Regions from separate parts of the Mus musculus genome. Here region 1 is linked to region 2. The links are chromatin loops, found by intact Hi-C in ENCODE. Cell type or tissue: heart. All regions are shown on one strand. Each heading gives the region's core, and the rest is flanking DNA. Links, peaks and the distances in the headings are about the cores only.

Region 1 (10,282 bases), core at 1,219-9,218, 370 kb before region 2:
GGTCTAGAATTTCACCCCAGATTCACATTTGTAAGACACGTTTTATTCCTATGTTACCAAAGCATGTATGTATATGCTTAGAGATACAGGTACAACTGTATCCTTGGACATGAAGGAAGGAAAGACATTCAGCAGAGGTGGTAAAATGGAATATATTCAGTAAAAGCATGTGGTTCTGTTTCAGTTAGAAAATGATTATGTTTCCTGGTGAGCATTTTTCCTTTTTTTTTTGTATGTAAGCTATCAGCATTGAAGAATATGCAAACGTGGAAAAATATTTTATTATCTTATTCAGTACCAGATACATGAGACCTGTCTATCATCTTTTCAATCCTTGGTTGCTAAGCCATTTATTCATAGCTTTCAATGAAAGAGTTCCAGTTCTTGCTTATAAGTCAAAGTAATGCTGCAATCTTATATTGTGTCTTGTAGGGCAGCATTCCAGCATTAAAAGAATTCTCCAAGTAGCCCCACAACTACTTGGAGAGATAGTATCAACTTGCTTAAGTTATATCTACGTGATGTGACTCATGAGAAACTGCTGAATCACCTCACGCGCTTTGCAGAAAAAAAATCAAGTTTCTCAGAGAGATGTAATATTGCATTTGGATACTACAGTAGTCAGCAAGGCACAGAATAGTGTCACTGCGAGAAGCTTTGTGATGAAGGCAAGTATATCTAAATCCAGAATATATGTGTGTTGTAAAGAAGTCCTACACTTCATGGGTAGGGGTTCGATATCAACATCACATACCATCGATTGAATAATGATACATTAGAAATCAGCTTTAACTGACGATGCTGGGAGATCAGTAGTACTATAGGATAAGTTCCAATGAGGATTGTCTTTGAGAGACGTGAGACCTAACTTTCATAACTTTGACACTTTGGGTACTTTTTCCATCAATTATAGGAGGAATTTGAGAGATGTTCTACAAATTGACTGCATCATCTACTTGATTTTTAAGATACCTCCTCTCCATTCAGCAGGGGTTTGTGCTGAGCACGGGTAAATCTGTGGAATGCTTTCATCTATTATTAATAATTTGGACTTACCAGGAGGTAAGATTCAGATTGAGCAGGAAGGAACAAAGCAAGAAGAGAGTATATGTATATATGTGTGTGTGTGTATATGGGTGTGTATGTATGTGTATGCATATGTATGTATATATATAAATTATGTATGTATATGTATTATGTATGTATATAATATATGTATTTCTTCTGCCCTTGGAGACTGATAAATCCTTGCTTTACTTCATTTAAAACTGGGGCACTATGGATGTTATCATTTGGTGGATCAGCTAACAGATAATTCTTTGAAGGTCAGACTGGTCACATATGCAAGTCACATATTCTAGGTGAGATATTTGATCTCCAACACAGCCAAGGGACATATCTGGGAGATGATTTTCAAAATGTCAGCAGACGAATTGTGTAATGGTCAATGGTGTAATCAAAGTCCCATTCTAATAAGACAAAATATAAAACCAGAAAAGCTTTCAGAAGTCTGCCTATTGACTCACACCTTCTTCATGGTCCCCAAATAGTTCATTAGTTATCCTCTCTGTTGTTGACACTTAGAACGTTGTTGAGTCTATCAAGCCTTTTTTTATTAATTTAATTTAATTTTTTACTCATTTGCTTTAGATCCTGCTCATTGCCCCCTCCCAGTGGCCTTCTCTCACAATCCTTCCCACACACACACCCTTCTCCTCCGAGTGTGTTATTCCTCCCACCCCACCCCACCCCCTGTATCTCTCCACCCTGGAACACCAAGTCTCTGTGAAACTAGGCACTTCCTTTCTTCCTGAGACCAGACAAGGCAGCCCAGCTAGAGGAACACATCTCATCATACAGGCAACAGCTTTTGGGATAGCCACCAATACAATTGTTAGGGAACCACATGACGAACAAGCTGAACATCAGCTACATATGTGCAGGGAGGCCTAGGTCCAGTCATGTATGCTCTTTGGTTGGTGGTTCAGACTCTGAGAGCCCCAAGGGTCCAGGTTAGTTGACTCTGTGGAGTTCCTACCCATTTGGGGACCCACAATCCATCTTTCTATTCTTCCATCAGAGTCACAAAGATCCATCCACTGTTTGGCTGTGGGGGTCTGTATCTGTCTGAATTAGCTGCTGAGAGGGTGGAGCCTCTTATAGGAGAATATGCTCAAGTCTGCCAGCATAACAGCATATTATTAATAGTATCAGGGATTGGTGGTTAGTCTGCCATGGGCCTCAAGTTGGGCCATCTATTTGTTGGTCATTTCCTCAGTCTCTGCTCCATCCCCTGTGCCTTCATTTCTGGTAGATGGGATGCATTTGGGTTGAAAGTTTTGTTGGAGGGTTGGTATCTTTATTGCTTCATTAAAGGTACTGCCTGGCTACAGGAGGTGACCTCTGCAGGTTCCATATCCCCAATATTGTGAGTGACAGGTAAGGTCACCCTCATTGATTCTGAGGGTTTCTCAGAAAATTGAAAACAGTTCTACCTCAAAACTCTGCTATACTGAGCATGTATGCCAAAAGATGTCCCAAAGCTCACAAGACACTTGCTCAGCTATGTTCATAAACGCTTTATTAGTAATAGCCAGAAACTGGAAACAGCATACATGTCCTTCAACTGAAGAATGGATAAAGAAAATGTGGTACATCTACACAATGGAATACTATTCAGCGAATAAAAACAAAGACATCATTAATTTTACAGGCAGAAGGATCGAGCTTGAAAATATCTTGAGTGAGGTAACTCAGTCCCATGGAGTGCATGGTATGTATTCACTTACAAGTGGATATTAGCCATAAAATACAGGTACTATACTACACTTCACAGACCCAAAGAAGCTAAAAAAGAAGGAAGGCCCAAACACAGATGCTCAAATCTCACTTAGAAGGGGGAATAGAATAGTCATAAGAGACAGATGGAGGGAGGGAACTGGGAGTGAGGTGGGTGGTGAGGGGAGTGAGGTGTTCAGGATCAAGAGAGGAGAGACAGCTGGATAGTCATAAAAATGAATGGAAAGCTGCAACTGATGGGGGTGAGGAGGTGTGGGACATCTCTAGGATGAGATAAGAGTCTGTTGAGTCTTTAGGCCCAAGAATGAAAATGCTCTACTTATGGCTTATTTATCTATACCAGCTTCAAAAAATACCATGTTCCAATATTCATTTTCTCTTACTGTGTAATAAATTCTATAGATGTGTGAAGGCAAAAATGAAAATATTGAAAATATAATTTTTATTTTGAAAGCATTACATGACTTTTATTGAGCTAAAATGAAGTTGATTTTAGACCTAGATGTCTTCTAGAAGCTTTGGTTGCGAGTTCATTGTCTTATTTGTGCTGGTTAATAGTTGGGCCTCACTTCATTTCTTGTGTAAACTCTTGTTTTTCCTGTCTTCGATCCCAGGCATGCTGTATCTCTCTGATTCCTTTTCTGCATGTACATCTTCCTCCCTTGAAATGAGGGACAGATTCCATTTTCAACAATCTGTAGACTAGACTATACCTAACTGTATAACCCAGCCTAATATCCCAACTTGAAATCCTGAATTATATATGCAAAATCCATGTTAACAAGTAATGTCGATCTGTATTCATAGATTCCAGAGAGTGTGGATTCTGAATTGCCATTATCATGTCTGGTATCCGAATCCCCTGTTAGGTGACCCACTACATTCCCACTAGAGGGTACATTGCCTTCTATATCAGTAGCTGCTCATTAAACAATGAATCATAAGGAGTCAAGGCACAGTGACCCTAATCCTGTAGCATTCATAGAAACATCTGAAAGTGTAGCTCAGAATTTTCATGCATATATAATATCCACATACTGAGTACACGCTGTCTCATGCTTACCAGGTCTTATTAGTTTGAGATCTTAGAAACATTCAGATGATATAACTTCCTTTGGAATAGTCCAATGATTGAGTGCCCTGAATTTTAGAATATGACACATGGTCAGAAACTGGATAGAGTTTCAAAGTAAAAGGATGAAGTTTTATCTCTGCTGAGGTGGTTAATAACTGCAGTCGAGTTCTGAGGGTATTGACTTGCCAGATTGAAGTCTGTGTTACTGAATGTGGGCAATGATGATAGTGCTCTTGAACTATCAGGTGTAGTTCAGTTTCCCATCAGTTTAAAGTTCAGTTTGCTAACTCATATGGCCCATCCTTTTCACAGATATAAACATGCTTCTTTTAAAAACCTGGTGCTATTATTTTGTTTAAAACAAAACAGACATACCAGGGATGTACTCAAGATATGGATTATAAGTTTTTTATCCCTATTAAAATTACAATGACAAATGTAACACCTCATTTCTGGGGGAACTATATTAATACTACCTCTAGAGACTCAGAAAGGATAGATCTGGGTTCAACTCTAGAGTGGTCCAAGAATATACATACTATGACAGCATCTTTATCATATGATTCAGTACCCTTAACTGGTTACTTATAATCGCACAAATTTTCCCCCAAAATGCCTATGTTCCCTACATTTAATTTTTGTTTCCAAATTTAATTTTATGTTGCCTGATTTTAGTTTATTAATGTAGTAATTAGTTTGCTATTTTTTCCTTTAATCTTCATGTTAAAGAATGAATTACTTATGCTGTGTAGCTATAATATTAGAGCACTCTGGCTGTCTACATAGTATTACCAGTGAGTTTTATAATTTCCACTTTTCAAAATTTTTATGAGAAAATTTTATGGTTGTTATTTTTTAGGGAATCGCATCTCTACTTCTGTTGGGAAAAAAAAGCCTTTTTGAACTTCAGAAAATGGCCTAGTCTCTCAGTCTTTGTTAAGCAATGACTTCATCTTTTCCTTGCTTCTCAAGAATAGCTTGGTTGGGTAAAACATTGTTGTTTCATGATTTTTTTCCTTATGAACTGTGAAAACCTCAAACTACCTTCTGGCTGCAAGATCTTTGCTGAAAAGCAGCCTTTGCAGAAGAGTAGGACGCATGCTGTGTTTGTTACTTCTGTTTTATTGTTGCCTTGAGCCTCATTTTTTATTGTTGTCTTTCACCTTTGGCGAGCCACTTACAGGGTATCTTGGAATAGGCCTGATTAAGTTAAGCTGGACTGCTGACTGCTGACATTCCTATGTCTGGATATGTGCAAACAGCTTCGGAAGGGTTCTATTGCTAGTTCTTAGAGTGAGCATTGTACTTTTTTTTCAATCTCAGATCCCATTGTTGAAGCCCCAGTAACTCACATTTAGCTCTTCTAATGCTTCCCCATTGTTCTCATAAGCCTTATTTTCACCCTTGGTCCTTTCTTACCCTCCACCTATACATTTCCCAGTGGCCTGTCTTTGAGCACACCAAGTCACTTGAATTTGACCCATCCAACTAATGAAGCCTTCTATTGCATTTTAAAATCTGCTAGGTGTGCTTTTTAGATCAAGGATTTCTGTTTGATTTTCACATTCCTTTACTATTTATCAATTAAAATTATTTGATATAATTATTGAAATCACTAATGTATTCTTGATTCCCACTGTGTTTCCTTGGGCAGCCACATTAGGGTCTCTGATGTTTTGCTCACATTTGATATCCTTTGTTTGAGTCTGACAGTTTCTTTTAATACTTAACTGAGGTAATCATTTCCTGAAAGATCTTGAAGCTCTTTTTTTTAAATACTTTTGGAAAATATTTATTCTAGTATTCATAGTCTGGATCTATTACTCCATCTTTAATGGAATTCTATAGGATTCACCAATTTTCTGGTTGTGTTGTTGCTTCTTTCTTTTCATCACTAGAGGGAGATATAAGTTCAGATTTGCAGTGAAATTGGCAGAAGGGCTAACACTCTTCCAGCACTAGAGATGCAACCCCAGGTATCTCCTAAATCCACACCAGATGTATTACTTTATCTTAGCTCCTAGAACTCCTAAATGGGTAAACTTTCCTTGAAAGTCTCATTGGAGCTATGATATAGCCACTAATGTGGCTAAGCCATGTCCCACCCTGAATTCACAGACTTGCACCACACTAGGGTAGAACCCATGGTTGCCTTCTGCCCAAGACCATTGCTAGCAATCCTAGATCAATGATACGGGACTAGACATTTTATAAAATGGTGTCATGAGTGTCTGTCTGGCATTGCAGCTGTCCTGGGGTTTCTACTGGAGAGTGCTGGGCTGAACATGCAGTGTTTCTTCACTCACATTTTGCATTTCAGAGAGAGAGAGAGAGAGAGAGAGGAGAGAGAGAGAGAGAGAGAGAGAGAGAGAGAGAGAGAGAGAGAGAGAGAGAGAGAGAAATCTGTCCTAGCTTCTATGTGTCACCACCTAGAGAAAAGAGCCTGGCTTCATATTACATTGTCCAAAGTTGGGGTAATGATGGTGATCAAAACTGCTTGTTGCTAATGTGAACATTAAGCTGTGTTACATTTGTGTGGCACAGATTTGCACAGTCTCATGGGTACACTGAGGCTCACAGCATAGATGGCAGTAATATAGAACCAAACCAAAGGACAAGTCTCTACTTGGTGCCATATCTACAGGCTACATCAGTACTTTCCAATGTTGGAGGAAGGGAATGGAGACAACCTCTTGGCTACTATAACCGATGATCACCTGGATCAACTCTGACTCTTGGGATCCCGCCTTCATGGTCAAGGAGTCCAGTGCCTCAGTCACACTGTGAAACTAGCAATATCTTCGATCAAATCTGAAGTTGTTCCCATCATTATGCAGCTATCTGCCTGATTTTGAGGCAATTTTTGTAACTATTGAGCCCTGGTCTGAAAAATGGGGTCTTTGGTTGCTTGGTGTTAAGGGGGCCTAACATTTATCCTGAAGACAACTGTCTATATTGACTTTTATTCTCTTCTTTCAGAGACTGGACACTTGAACCTTGTTATGTTGCCCGAGATTGGAAGATAAATATTGAAGACACTCCAATGACTTTAGGCTAACGTTCCAGAATCCATGTTTTTGAATATTATGCCCACTCTTGTAATTCTTTAACATCCTCACAGTGGAGATGGAATAAGGTATTCTGTCTTCATTTATTTTCATTCTCTAAAATAGAAGAATATATCTCTCTAATCTGTGTGGTGGTGGGGTACAAATGAGATAGGCAACATTTTCTTTCCTGCTTTCTTCAATACATCTTCTTTTATCTGAAAGCCAGAATGATGTACTTCTACCCGGTTCCCTTAGGAAGGCAGTAAACTGCAGTGCCAGGAAGAACTGGGAAGGATAGGTAGATGGCCTCCCAAAGAGTGGTACGGAATACAGACCTTCATGCCTACCCACGGTCACATCTCTCTCCTCACATCTTTCGACAACTTGTGTAGCTCTTAACAGAGCTTCTCCTGACTACTTACAACTCATCTTTTCAAAGCAGATAGAGCCGAGAGCTCAATTTTTAGTATTTGTGTAGTACTTTCTGAATTACTTTTTAATCCTAATTGTGAATCAATGGAAGTAATCCCCCAGCACGCAGAACCATGAACATCTGAGCTTTGCTTGTGTCACTACCTCATGCAGCCTCAAGGTGCTTATTGGAGTGCTGATATTTTCATTAGCTCATGAGACTTATGGCTGCCCTTTGCTTTGTAGTTGCTATTCTGGAGGTCCTTGTCATGTCTTCTGTTCTTCATTAAATTTGCACATGGAATCAAAAGAAATAGTTTTTTTTTAACTTAGTATCTTAGCAAATAATGGTTCATATTAACTAAATAACATCTAAGAGTTTTCCCCCTCAGTTTAACAGTGTTTTCATCTTTTTTTTCGTTTTTTGTTTTTTTTTTGTTTTTTTAATTAGGTATTTTCCTCGTTTACATTTTCAATGCTATCCCAAAGGTCCCAAGTATTTTTAAAGTGATAATACTTAGAAAAAAATCTGTTCACATACTAAGAATATTGAATAAATTAACAAAAGCATCAAATCATATAGAACATAATATGGTATCAATTTGGAGAAATTGACTGTAATGTGAAAAGTTAAAAAGCAACTTAGAAAAACACTACAAGCAGTAATTTACATATGGTTGACTATTCTAGGGTTGGGGTGGTAGCCCAGTTGTAGGGTGCTTCCCTAGTATATTCAAGACACTAGCTTCTATCTACTGCACTAAAAAAAGGCATTTTAAAAATGTGCTTAGAACTATAACAAAGTGGGTCAGGATACCAGGATACAAGGGAACATGTCACGGATTATCTATCCAATGAGACTTTCCTATGTCATTTTTCCTTCATGTTTTAGGAATACCATGAATTAAAATTAACCTGTGCACTTCACTGACATTATAAAGTCATTGACTTCATCAAATTTTTATTTTGTTTAATATATTGGCCATATATTCTGAATGTAGGTAAAGAATCAAGAATTCAATGACTTAGTACTCTAACATTCTCACAGGTAAATTTGTCTGACCCCAGAGCCTTTACTGATGGCTTTTAGCATGTGTTGGCTCTCTATCAAACACATGTTTATCAAACACATGCCAGGTTCAAAAATCTAAGTACAGAATAGCAACAAAATATAATATAGACATGACTGCAGAATGCTTTGAAATGCTTTAGTTCTCTGTAAAAAAATATTTAGATCTGGATTCATTTCTATTGAAGTTTGTCTTTTCAGTATTGCTAACTTAAGAAAATGACTCTTTCGTCTAGGAGGCAAAGTATCTTGTGGATAATCAGCTAAGAAGCCAACTGAACAGGTGGTAATGAAAGATGCTGTTAATGAGAACATGGAATATTCCAGGAGAGAATGGAGAGAAGGGAAAGAAAGGTTGGTGGAGGAGGAAAGCAGGTGTCAGTGAGGAAGGTACTCACCATGAGCAGAACAAATGCATGTGTTCTCGGGCCTGACAGAGGCCTAAAGGTTAAGTTCAGATTATATGGAAAGCCTGTCCTGTAGCCAGTGTTTCTCCACCTCGATTGCTCCATGTTTGTTCAAAAATAGACCTCTATCCCTGACCTTTGGCCTGCTGCCCTTGGGTCCCAAACATCTGTGCCTTCCACTCAGCCATGACTGTCATTTTTGCAAAGGCAGCTGGCTATGTTTTGTTTGATTTTGTATTGTGGTTTTGTGTATTTTTTAAACCACTGTCTTAAAAAAATACGACACCATTTCTATTAGAAAAACCATATATCTCTCTACGAGAAGGAAAGAAAATATTAATTCGTGCCAAAATTATCCTATGAGTCTAGTAAAACTGTCATTCATGGTAAATTTAAGTGTATCTTGTTCTTGGGGTCTATAAAGGGAGGAAACAGATATAAGCAGAGTAAAGAAGTGCAGCAATTTAATAGTGTATGCCTTATCACAAGGTTGGACTTCTGTAGTCACCCTAATGCTGGACAACTTACAGATTGTTTGCTCCTTTTAAAACAGAGTTTCTGGCTCATAAAAGCAACAAGAACGTGGTAACTTCAGATAAAAATACATTGTACCTCTCCAGGAGGTTTTTGCTAAATTCGAGCAGGCCTTGAGTGTAATGTAGAAATTGGAAGTTTCCCATAGGTCTTAACTTTTGGTAAAGGGTTCAGGTGAACTCAAACATACTTGAGGATGAAAGCTTCAAGCATCATTTATGAACCTTGAGATGTAGTCATCCCCCAAAGCACCAAGGGAAGGGTGAAGAGCCACACCCTACATGCTGTCTGTCTACCATACTTTCCAGCTGCTTGTGGAACAGAATTTTCTGTGATTTCTGTGTGAATGGCTTGGATCCTGATCATACTGCAGATAATAAGAATATGCATCCTTCCCGTCTCCTTCTGAGGGATCCTGCTTCCATGCTTGCCTCATTATTTGTCAGCTCTCTGATCAAAGACTTTGGTTTTGGTGGGCTTCTCCCTGAGGACTCTGGCCATCTCTTTATTACCCCACAATTTCCTCCAGCCTTTCACGGCTACTTATTCTCAGTATGTAATGATAGAAACTTTATTCCACAAATTCAGAGAATAAAAGGGGGAACCATTAGAATAATACCTGATAGGGGTAATTATTTTAGAGGTTAGGGAATCATCTCAAAGAATAGGTAGCCACCATTGCGGAGTTTACTTATTATAAATTGTCATACAGAATTTAACAAAATGACCAGTTTTCTCTAGGTTTCCTCTGTGCTGAGGTTTCTGGAAGTTCAAATACTCCACTTTGTGTTTGAAAATTTTCTTCTCTTCCAGTTCACTGTCATTGTATTTTATCCCTGAACATTCATCTCTTCAAATCCTGCTTCAGCAAAGTTCAGACAAACAAGCAAAACATAACGCTATCAAACAAACTTACTAAAAAGAAAAATAATATAAA
Region 2 (10,282 bases), core at 794-8,793:
CCTCCCCTAATTTAACCACAGGGGTTAGCAGCTTCTGTTCATTGGTTGTGTGCAAATATCTGCATCTGACTCTTTCAGCTACTTGTTGGGTGTTTCTGAGGGCAGTAATGTTAGGTCCCTTCTTTTGAGCTCTCCATTGCCTCAGTAATAGAGTCAGGTCTTGGGACCTTCCCTTGAGATGGATCCCACTTTGTTATTTTAACTATTTACATTCCACAAGTTGCCCCCTTTCCTGGTCCCCCTTCCCAGAGTTCATTATCCTCTCCCCTTCCTCCCACCCCACCTCTGAGAGGGTGCTCCTCCACCTGCCCACCCACCCCACCTCACTTCTGCTGGCATCCCTCTTCCTTGGGTTATCCAGTTTCCACAGTATTAAGTGCTTCCTCTGCCACTGAGGCCAGACAAGCCAGTCCTCTTCTACCCATGTGCCAGGGGGCAAGAACCAACCCATGTGTTGTTCTCGATTGGTGGCTTACTTTCTGGGAGCTCTGAGGGTTCTGGGTTAATTGACACTGTTTTTCTTCCTACAGGGGTTGTAATCCACCTCTGGTTCCATATATTTTATGGCTGGAAGGTAACTCAGTGGGAAAAGACTTACATTGCAAATGTGAGGGATTAAGTATGGATGCCCAGGAAGCATGGAAAACTGCCACAATACCATCTAACTTGTATACTCTTACCATGGCAAGATGTGAAACAGAAAAAGCACAGCATCTGAGGGTGCCTGCCCTCTGACCTCCACTATCCCACTAATGTCCTCACAAACAGAAACACATACACATCACAGTGTATATATATAATCATATGTACATACTTGTAAAGGAAATGTGTTTAATGAGCTATTTTATCCATAGTAAATGCTGAGTTCTGTTCTGGAAACACAAGGACTAAATAAAAATCCTTCATGTGTACTGACTGTGTGCTAGTTCCATGGAGTAAGGAGAAACTCACTTTTAAATTTTCAGATTGTAATTCTACAGCTGCCATTTATGGGCATGTGTTACTAGTTTCATTATCTGAGAGGGTAAGTACTAGTGTCTTATACACTAGATTATCTCACTTCTACATATATATTCATTTTCACATCCTCTTTCCTCTGCCTTAAGTTTCATCATACTGAGTATAACCAATTTCTTTATCATTAATATGCTTGTTTCCCTCCTGTCTTATGTGTTTTGGTTGCTTATACACTTGTGAAGAGTCATATAGAGGAATGCATCGATAATAAATGAGGGGGAGTGACTTAGTTAGGTAATGCATTATTTCTCATCACCTACCATTTGTTGTCAAGACAAAGTTTTGAGTGATGTTGCTCAAATTGCCTCTACCAAGGCCATTTACAGCTACAACTTAGATCTTTGAAGATCCCAATAGGCCAAGATGGGAGGTCAGGTTTACCTGGCCTTGACAGACGTTAGTCAAACATTTGAGTTATTAACTTCAGCAGTGTATCATTCTGTGGAAACAGAGAAAACAGACCAATTTCAGGAGAGGGCTCTGAACAATGAGGAAGTATTGCTCCTCCCCAGGGCTTTCAGTGTCTCAAGTTAATTCACAGGTTTTAATTTAAACCCCAAAGGATTGTATTTCTCCATGCAATAAACCACAGGAAAACCCTGAAAATACTGATTTAAATCCAATGTAGCAAAAGTAAATCTTTAAATATATAATGAAGCAAGAAAACTAAGCTGCTCTGTTTCACTTAAAATATAGTAGAATGCTTCGACATCAAGACTTTTAGTGTTTCAATCAATCAAACTTTAATATGCTCTTGCATTAGCTGTTTTTTTTTTTTCTCTTTGCTTTAACAACACAAAGAAATCTAACAAAAGCAAGGTAAAAGCAAAAAGCAGGTAGAAGATTGGAAGTAAACTAAAAGTGGAGAGGGAGACCCCTGGGTTTGGGAAGGCTTTAGCAAAGTAGGAGGAATGTGTAAAGTCAGGGTGTAGAGGGAAGGTTAATCTAATAAATGGGTGTTCAACAAAAAGATGTGGAAGCCTTTTATCTCACAGCCAAATTGAAAAATGTAAGTGGAGGGGCAGGACCACGTTATATCAAGCAAGTAAAGTGTACCAAACTAAAATAAAAGTTTAAGCAGGATTGAAGTAAGGGAGAAGGGGGGAGAGAAAAGCATATACAAAGTAAACAAAACCAAAGAGATTCACTATGGAAATCCACTAGTTAGCAAGGCAATTACAAAATATAATTGAAAGGAAAAAAAAAAAAGAGGGGTTAATGTATGTCTATTATCCCAGAATCCCAACATTTGGTATTTCCTTTGATTTTTGGGGACAGCATCGTTTACATGACAAGACCCAGGACAGCTAGATCTCCACAATGAAACTTGGTCTAAAATGATAAATGGTTTCAATGGAGGTATCTTGCATGGGTGGGCAGTGTCAGAAGACATAGGTTATTAAAGAAAATTATAGTCTTGGCATGTAATTCTTATAGTTGCTTATTATTTAGAAAAGTCCCACAGACACCCAAAATAGCCCAGGTTAGTGCTATTGTTCTTAGCTGCTCAACACAATTAGGTGGTAAGACACATTGACCACGAGACATAGAGAAACAATCTAGAACAACCGGGAAACTGTCTACCTGGCTGACAGTTTTAGTAAGCCTGGAGGATGCTATGCAGAGTACAACACTGAACCCTATATTCTACAATACAGAAATTACAGACAAGGTAGATCCAGCTCTTCAGTAGCAGCATGACTGTTAGAAAGTAACCAACTGCTTTCAAATTGAATTGGAGGCTTGGTCCACAGTAGGGGTTTTATCTCTGGTACTATAAACCTGGACAAAAGCCTATGACTGGGAAAATAATAGTTCTTCATGGAGAAAGACTATTGGTATTTTTATAAATGATCATGCTGACAGACTTCCATTTAAATATTTACCTTTGTACACACAGACTCATGCTGCTGGCAACCTTAATCAGAGAATCTTTGTTTTAATATATGTATTATAGATATAAAATTTATTTGTTCTTACAGTATGAATGAGACATTCATATATGTGTATGCACCATATATGTTTGCTGCCCACAAAGGCCAGAAATGAAATTCCAGGTAGTTGTGAAACAATGTGAGTGCTAATAGCACTCCAGCCCTTGGAACCACAAAGTCTAGGTTTCCTACCATTCAAAGAGATGATATATGAAGTAAATGTAATATATAAATATAAACTAATTTTATATTATAATTTTACAAATTATATTCCAGCGTTTCTCTCTGTAAATGTGTGGATTAATTAACATAGAACATTTGAAATCACATTGACCATGAGCAGGGAACAACTGACATTTTAAAAACATACTTTTATTAATTTCATTACCTTATGGAAAAAAATAAAGATACTCTGTTTTTTTCCTTCTTCCTTCCTTCCTTCCTTCCTTCCTTCCTTCCTTCCTTCCTTCCCTCCTCCTTTCTCTCCTTCCTTTCATTTCTTCTTTTTTCCTAATAGAAGGAAAAATCCTAATAGCAGCAAAAATGGTCAGAAGTACACCTGGTCCCATTCTCAGGAGTTTCACAAAACCACCAAGCTAAGAGCCATAACATATATGCAGAGAACCTGGTGCAGACCCATGCGGCCAGTGCTTGCCATTTCAGTCGTATGAGCCCATATGAGCTCTGCTTAGTTAGTTTAGTGGGCCATGTTCTGTATCCTCCAACCTCTCTGACTCCCACAATCTTTCTTCCCCCTCTTATGGGAGGGGGGCAGGGGTAGTTCCCTGACCTCCTAGGGGAACAACTCAATGGAGACCTCCAATTTAGATTCTCTCTTCATAATGTCTGGCCCGGTGATTCTCTGCTGCTGGAGGAAGCCTCTCTGATGATGACTCGACAAGGAACAAATCTATGAGTCCAGCAGAATCATGTCATTGATTTTTTTTTTTTTTTTTGAGGGAGGTGGGCAGCCAGCTTCAGTTCTACCCTAGGTCTCTGAGCTATCAAGTCTAAGGTTCTTTGCCTAACCAGGCAGTGTCTGGGATGGACTACCTCTTGGACATTCAGCCTCAAGTTATATCAAACACTGGTTGGCTACTTCACAAAGATTTGAGCCTCCCTTGCCTGACCACTTCTTGAAGGCAGGACAGATTGCAGGTCAAAGGCTTTGTGTGTGGGTGGGTATCTAGGTTTCTCTTTCTACATGTAGCCTGCAGAGTAGCATCTATCTTATGCCAAAATACTAGAACATAGGGGTGAAGGGTCTAAGCCACATAAGCTTGACATCTCTCAGAAATAAAATGAGCAGTAAATTAAACTAAATTCATTTACTTAAATGATAAGGGTTGTGGGGACTGCTCCAGGGCGAAACCTTATCTTGAGTGACATCTAGTGGAAGGATCTGGAATGATTTGTACATTTCTACTATAATAATAAGCTTCCACTTAAAATATATGTATACAAGCAGCATAATTTTGCTTTTAACAAGCAAATGTGAAGTAAAGATGTTTTAAAACATTTTGAAATGGAAATTTAGAATGTAAAAAGTTTACAAATATGCTGTTAACATCATTGCTAAAGCAACAGTGTTTCTTTTACTGTTTACACTATGGAAACTTCTATACTCTTAAACTTGGAACAGCGACATCAGTTTTTCTAAACCTTTGCTTCTTTGCTAAGTTATGAAGTAAAATCATTTCGTCAGAGACATCTATTCCAACCATACATTTCTGTGTTACTCCTTGAGTGATATGCAAACTCCAATTTTTTTGTTTCCATTATCTTAGGAGAACACTGGAACAGTTCCCATTCCTCTTTGGCTATTATTTTCAATAGTCCATAAACTATACCTAAGATTGATGATATCTCGTCCCTTTACTTCTATTTATTTATTTGTTCTCAAGGCTACATTGCTCATGTATTGTTCATAACACTTCCCTGTGCCTTTTTAACTTGTGATGTCATTCTTGGTGGTGCATTCTGTGACGTTTCACATTCAGCTTGCTAATATGTCTTCGTGTGATGCTTACATCTTTTGTGAACCCTGTTCATCTCACCACTTTCCCTTTCCTCGGCATCCAGTTCATGCTCCTGCTTTGTACCATAAATTCTCTTTCTTTCTTTCGTCTCTTCACTCCAGTTCCCTTTCTCCTTACTGGTCCTGAGGTTATATTTCAGTGATGTCAATTACACTCTCCATGCAAACACACTCTCAGAGGAATGGGCTTCCCCTGGGTCTCTCAGAGCCCTTTCAATGGATAGATACTTACTCTGCTCCAACTGCTGTTTTTTTTTATGTTGAAAAATATTTTTCCATACAATTTATTCTGATAATGCCTTCCCCTTCCCAAACTCCGACCTGATCCTCCCTACCCTTCCCTGCCATCTAACTCCACGCCTTTTCTTTCTTTTTAGAAATGAACATCCAAACAATGAAATTTTGATTGGATATGAAGCCAAACTGATGAGATGAAACCCATAGCTTCCACTGCTAAAGTATCCAAGAACATGAAACTAGAGAATTAGCTCAGAGAGCTAAGGGAAAACAAAATACTAATACGCCAAAGTAACATAGTAATAAAATGACTCCAAACAACATATTTCTTTACTCATAGATCCGTACCTTGCTCAGGCATCACCAGAGAAGCTTGCTCCTGCAGCAGATAAGTACCTAGACCCACTGTCAGACACTATGTAGAGAGTGGGAGACTTTGTAACACCCAGCACTAAAGGGGAGGTCTGCATCTAGTCCCTCCCCTCAGAAGACACTGTAGTAAGTAGAGAAGAAAGAAAGAGTATAAGAGCCAGAAGAGAGGGAAGACACCAAGGAAACAAGCCTTCTAAACACACCAGGACCAAGACCCATATGAACTCACAAAGATTGAAACAGCATACACAGGGCCTGCACGGGTCTGCATCAGTGGGGTCCCAGAACTGAAAGAAGACATATACAGACATTCCCCAAAACAGAAGCTATTTGTAATTGATAACTTCTTTCAAATAAAAATTTAGTTTAATATAGAAAGTAATTAGAATTTAGAAATTAACAAAGAAAATTACAAAAAAATGTCTGTTCCAATAATATCTTAATTGACAAACAAATTACTCTTAAGGTAGGTCCCATGCTCAGACAGAAACGATCAGAAGAAACCAAACTTATCAGCATCCTTGAAGGTTCTTTTTCTCATAATATCATGTTGGGATCTTTCTTTTTTTCCTTCCTTTCTTCCTTCCTTCCTTCCTTCCTTCCTTACTTCCTTCCCTCCTTCCTTCCTTTGTTCTTCCCTCCCTCCCTCCCTCCCTCCCTCCCTCCCTCCCTCCCTCCCTCCTCCCTCCCTTCCTCCCTCCCTCCCTCCTTTCTCTCTCTCTCTCTCTCTCTCTCTCTCTCTCTCTCTTTCTTTCCTTCCTTCTTTCTTTCTTTCTTTCTTTCTTTCTTTCTTTCTTTCTTATTTATTATTCATTTATTTGTTTATTCTCCACCCCCGTAAAATTTACAGATGCTTTAGGTATGTATTATAGCTCTCAGTTTAGTGTCTTTATGGGATTCCTGAATGGGAATATGAAAAACAAAAGGCGTAGACCTGGATGGGCAGGGAGGTAGGGAAAAATTTGTTGGAGTATATGTTGAGGATATATTGTATGATTTTTTTCAGTGAAAGAAACTATCTATATTTTAATATCTTGAGAAACTACCATAACTTTTGTAATAATCACTATCCTGAGAAACAGTGGCCAAATATGCCCCATTCTGCACAGCCTTGTCAGCATTTGAATCTTTAAATACATTTGAATATGAGTCATTCTCACTGAGATGACATGGTAACACATTATGGTTTTGATTGGCCTTTCCATGATAGTATGGTGTTGAGCAGTTTTAACAAGTCTGTTATCCATTTTGTCTTCCCTTGAATTTAATCTTCAAATGTAGTCTGTAACCTGTATAGCGTTAACTGATAAATCTGCATGTTAGTGTTGCTAAGAAAATTATTATTAGAAAAGAGACATTACTGACAAATATTTCTTGTAAGATAAAGTTGAATACTCTCCCCATAAAGCATAGACTTATTAAAATACTAAAAATGAAATTTGAGTGTTGTCAATAAGGGTGGGAGTCAGTTTCATAAACACAATACCAAGAGAATATGCAAGAACACTAAATTGCCCCTGACATGATTCTAATTTTATGACAATCCAAACAGAAAGAACATAGTCTTTATTTTTTGCACTACTCAGGGTCTTATTAAGTTATTAGTTTTTCAAAGAGAGACATTTAACTATGTTGTGAAGAGGTGGTGGGTGAGTGTTGGTTTAAATAAGAAGCTGAAGGTGATTTGATAAGCCTCCATGACTGCCCTAGATCTTGGCTACGTGAATGTAAACAATGTTACATTACACTCTACTGTTTTCTTTTAAAAGTAACACATAGAAATCCAAGATTGTGTATCCTGGAAACACAATCAGTGTTCATTTTCCCTGGAGAAAAACAAAAAGTCAGAGGCTACCTGTGATTGCAACAGACTTGATGGTACTGACAGAGATGGATTTTGAGAAGAAACTAAGTTTGACAATAGTGTGGGGAGCTGGATTTACACAAATTGAATTTGAAATACTATTCTGGTATCCCCCAAATAAATGTTCAGGCTGCAGTAAAACAAAAAAAGTGCTTTCTGCCTTAGGTAATGTAAGTAAATAAGCAAAAGTTCAACAAAATCTGATAGAATTTGTAATTTACAATAGGAAGACAGGAAGTCAGCAAGGGAAGCATTCCATAAAATGAACTAAAAAATAAGACTATGGTAATATACGACTCCTACATTAAACTATACATGCCTAATGAGAGAGTGAAGTAGGATCTGAGGGTGTCTCATGGAAAGGATGCTGTCTACATTGAAGATAAATCTAATTTGATAGGGATAAGGCAACTGGTTCTCTCCTTGAGTACTATGCTATGAGAGAATGGCCATGTGAAGTTGCTATGTTCCCAGAAGGTTCTAGTAGGGCTGAAGAAAGATTCAAAAGGAGAACTATAGAAAGTATACAATGAATACGAGAGTGTACATAGTAATGCCACACAAGTACAGGGCAGTAACTACTCAACAGAATTCAGATTGAGAACAGTGTTCAACCAAGTTTGCAAGACAGTGTGAAAAATAGAAGCAGACACTTCATATGGCAAGGTGGGTTGATATCCATGGAAACCATCCGCTTTTCTGAAAAGAAACAGAATAGGGATGGAGGGAGGGGATATGAGAGGGACCACCTGGGAGGAGAGGAGAGAACAGGCATTGTGATCGTGATGTAAAGTTAATTAATTAATTAATTAATTAATTAATTAAAGATTATGCCTTTATTCATCTCAGGTATCTGGCATGTCCTAAAGATTGCATCCCCACATAGCTAATTTCACTTGTCCCTCACCATTCTCCCTTGGGCTTTCCTTGTCATTTGTCTTCTTTGGGTCTGTGGATTATACTGTATCTATCTTGTACTTAATGGCTAATATCCACTTATAACTGAGAATATAGCATACATGTCATTTTGGGTCTGGGTTACCTCACTCAGTATGATATTTTGTAGTTCTATTCATTTGCCTGTGAAATCCATGATGTCCTTGTTTTTAATGGCTGGGTAGTATTCCATTGTGTAAATGAACTACATTTTCTTTATCCATTCTTCAGTTGAGGCACATCTGGGTTGTTTCCAGGTTTTGGCTATTATGAATAAAGCTGCTATGAACATAGTTGAGAAAATGTCCTTGTGGGATGGTGGAACATCTTTTGGGTATATGCCCAAGAGTGGATAGTTATTGAGGTAGAACTATCTCCATTTTTTTAAAGTGCCAAACTGATTTCTGGAGTAGATGTACAAGTTTGCACTCCCACCAGCAATGAATGAGTGTTCCTCTTGCTCCACAACCTCACCAGCATATGTTGCCCCTTGAATTTTGGGCATATGGGGGCAAATAAAGCAGAGACTCCTAACAGTGGGGGATATGGATCTAGATGTGTTCACTTCCTCTAGCCAGACAGGACTCCTGATGGAGGGATAAAAACAGTAACCAACCCACAAAACCTTCAAACCAAAATGTGCCTTGCCTACAAGAGGTGCAGGGACAAAAAGTAGGGACTGATCATTTAGTCAATCAATAACTGTCCCAAATTGGGACCGATTCTATGGGTACGAACCAATCCCTGACACCATTAATCATACTCTGTTATGCTTCTAGATGAGAACCTAGCATAACTGTCCTCTGAGAGGTTCCACCCAGCAGCTCATGGAAAGAAATGCAGAGACCCATAGCCAAACATTAGATGGAGCTTGAGAAGTCTAATCCAAGTATTGGGAGAAAGACTTGAAGAGGACAGGGACTCCACAAGAAGCTAGAGTCAATTAACCTGGACACTTGGTGGTTCCCATAACCTAAATCACCAACAAAAGGGGCAAGCATAGGCTGATCCTCTTACCCTGCACATATGTAACAGATGAGCGAGCTTGTCTTCATATGTGTCCCCAAACAACTGGAGCAGGGGCTGTTTCTGAGTCTGTGACCTGCCTGCCTGCCTCCCTGTGGATCCCATTACTATAAATGCTCTGGCCTCAGTGGGAGAGGATACACCTAGTACTGTAGCAAATTGATATGAGGTTGGGAGAGGGGGTAGTGTAGGTGGCTAACACTTAAACTGGGGCTCCCCCTTCCTAAAGGAGAAGGGAAGAGTTGAATGGAAAAGGATAGGACTGAGAAGATACTAGGAGGAAAGCGGCCACTGAAATTGGATGGTAAATAAATGCACTTTTAAAAGTGCAAGCCAGATGAGCAAAGTTCATTAGGTCCACATATGTATATGTAGGAATATATGCATGTACCTATACATTGTATACACACACACACACACACACACACACACACACACACACACAGAGAGTAACAATTAAGGAAAGCAGAGAAAACAGAGTTGAAAAAGAACAGCAAGAGTGTTTAGTGGGAGGAAATGGAAACAGAAGAATGCTACAATTAAGTTACAATCTCAAAAATTAAAACAAAACAAAGAAAGCAGATGCTTGATTCCATTCTTTGAGTGACCTCATTCACCTTTCAGTCTTTTATTCTCAACCACTCATTAGGTAGAGAGAATATTGGAACATCCATCATTGAGAAAGAAAAGTTTTATATTTTTAAATCTCTTTTATCTCTTTCTTTACATCGGGAATGATATTTTCCATTTTTCTCACTAGACTACCAGAGATCATATCTGTCTTTAGGGTACAGAGGAGCAGGTTTGATATGGGGAAAAAATAAGAGAAAATAACAATCTTTCTTTATAAGGTTTTTG

The links. Hi-C counts contacts between places; a loop is a spot of excess contacts. Peaks named below come from ENCODE experiments on the same cell type or tissue, not always from the same donor. Only the 100,000 strongest peaks of a DNase experiment are listed, where the experiment ranks them.
Region 1: a loop joins it to region 2, with 6 times the contacts of the local background. A loop is called at or near these places in 4 of 42 quality-filtered maps.

The regions. Positions count from the first base shown.
Region 1 is chr16:65,710,052-65,720,333 of GRCm38, forward strand. No RefSeq gene overlaps it. Among named protein-coding and RNA genes, the nearest start is that of Gm41469, 8.5 kb to the right of the region's middle. In heart, for the core only: a CTCF peak has its summit at 5,775; no DNase peak of the experiment used is centred there.
Region 2 is chr16:66,082,380-66,092,661 of GRCm38, forward strand. No RefSeq gene overlaps it. Among named protein-coding and RNA genes, the nearest start is that of Gm22448, 170 kb to the right of the region's middle. In heart, for the core only: a CTCF peak has its summit at 4,343 (motif pointing left); no DNase peak of the experiment used is centred there.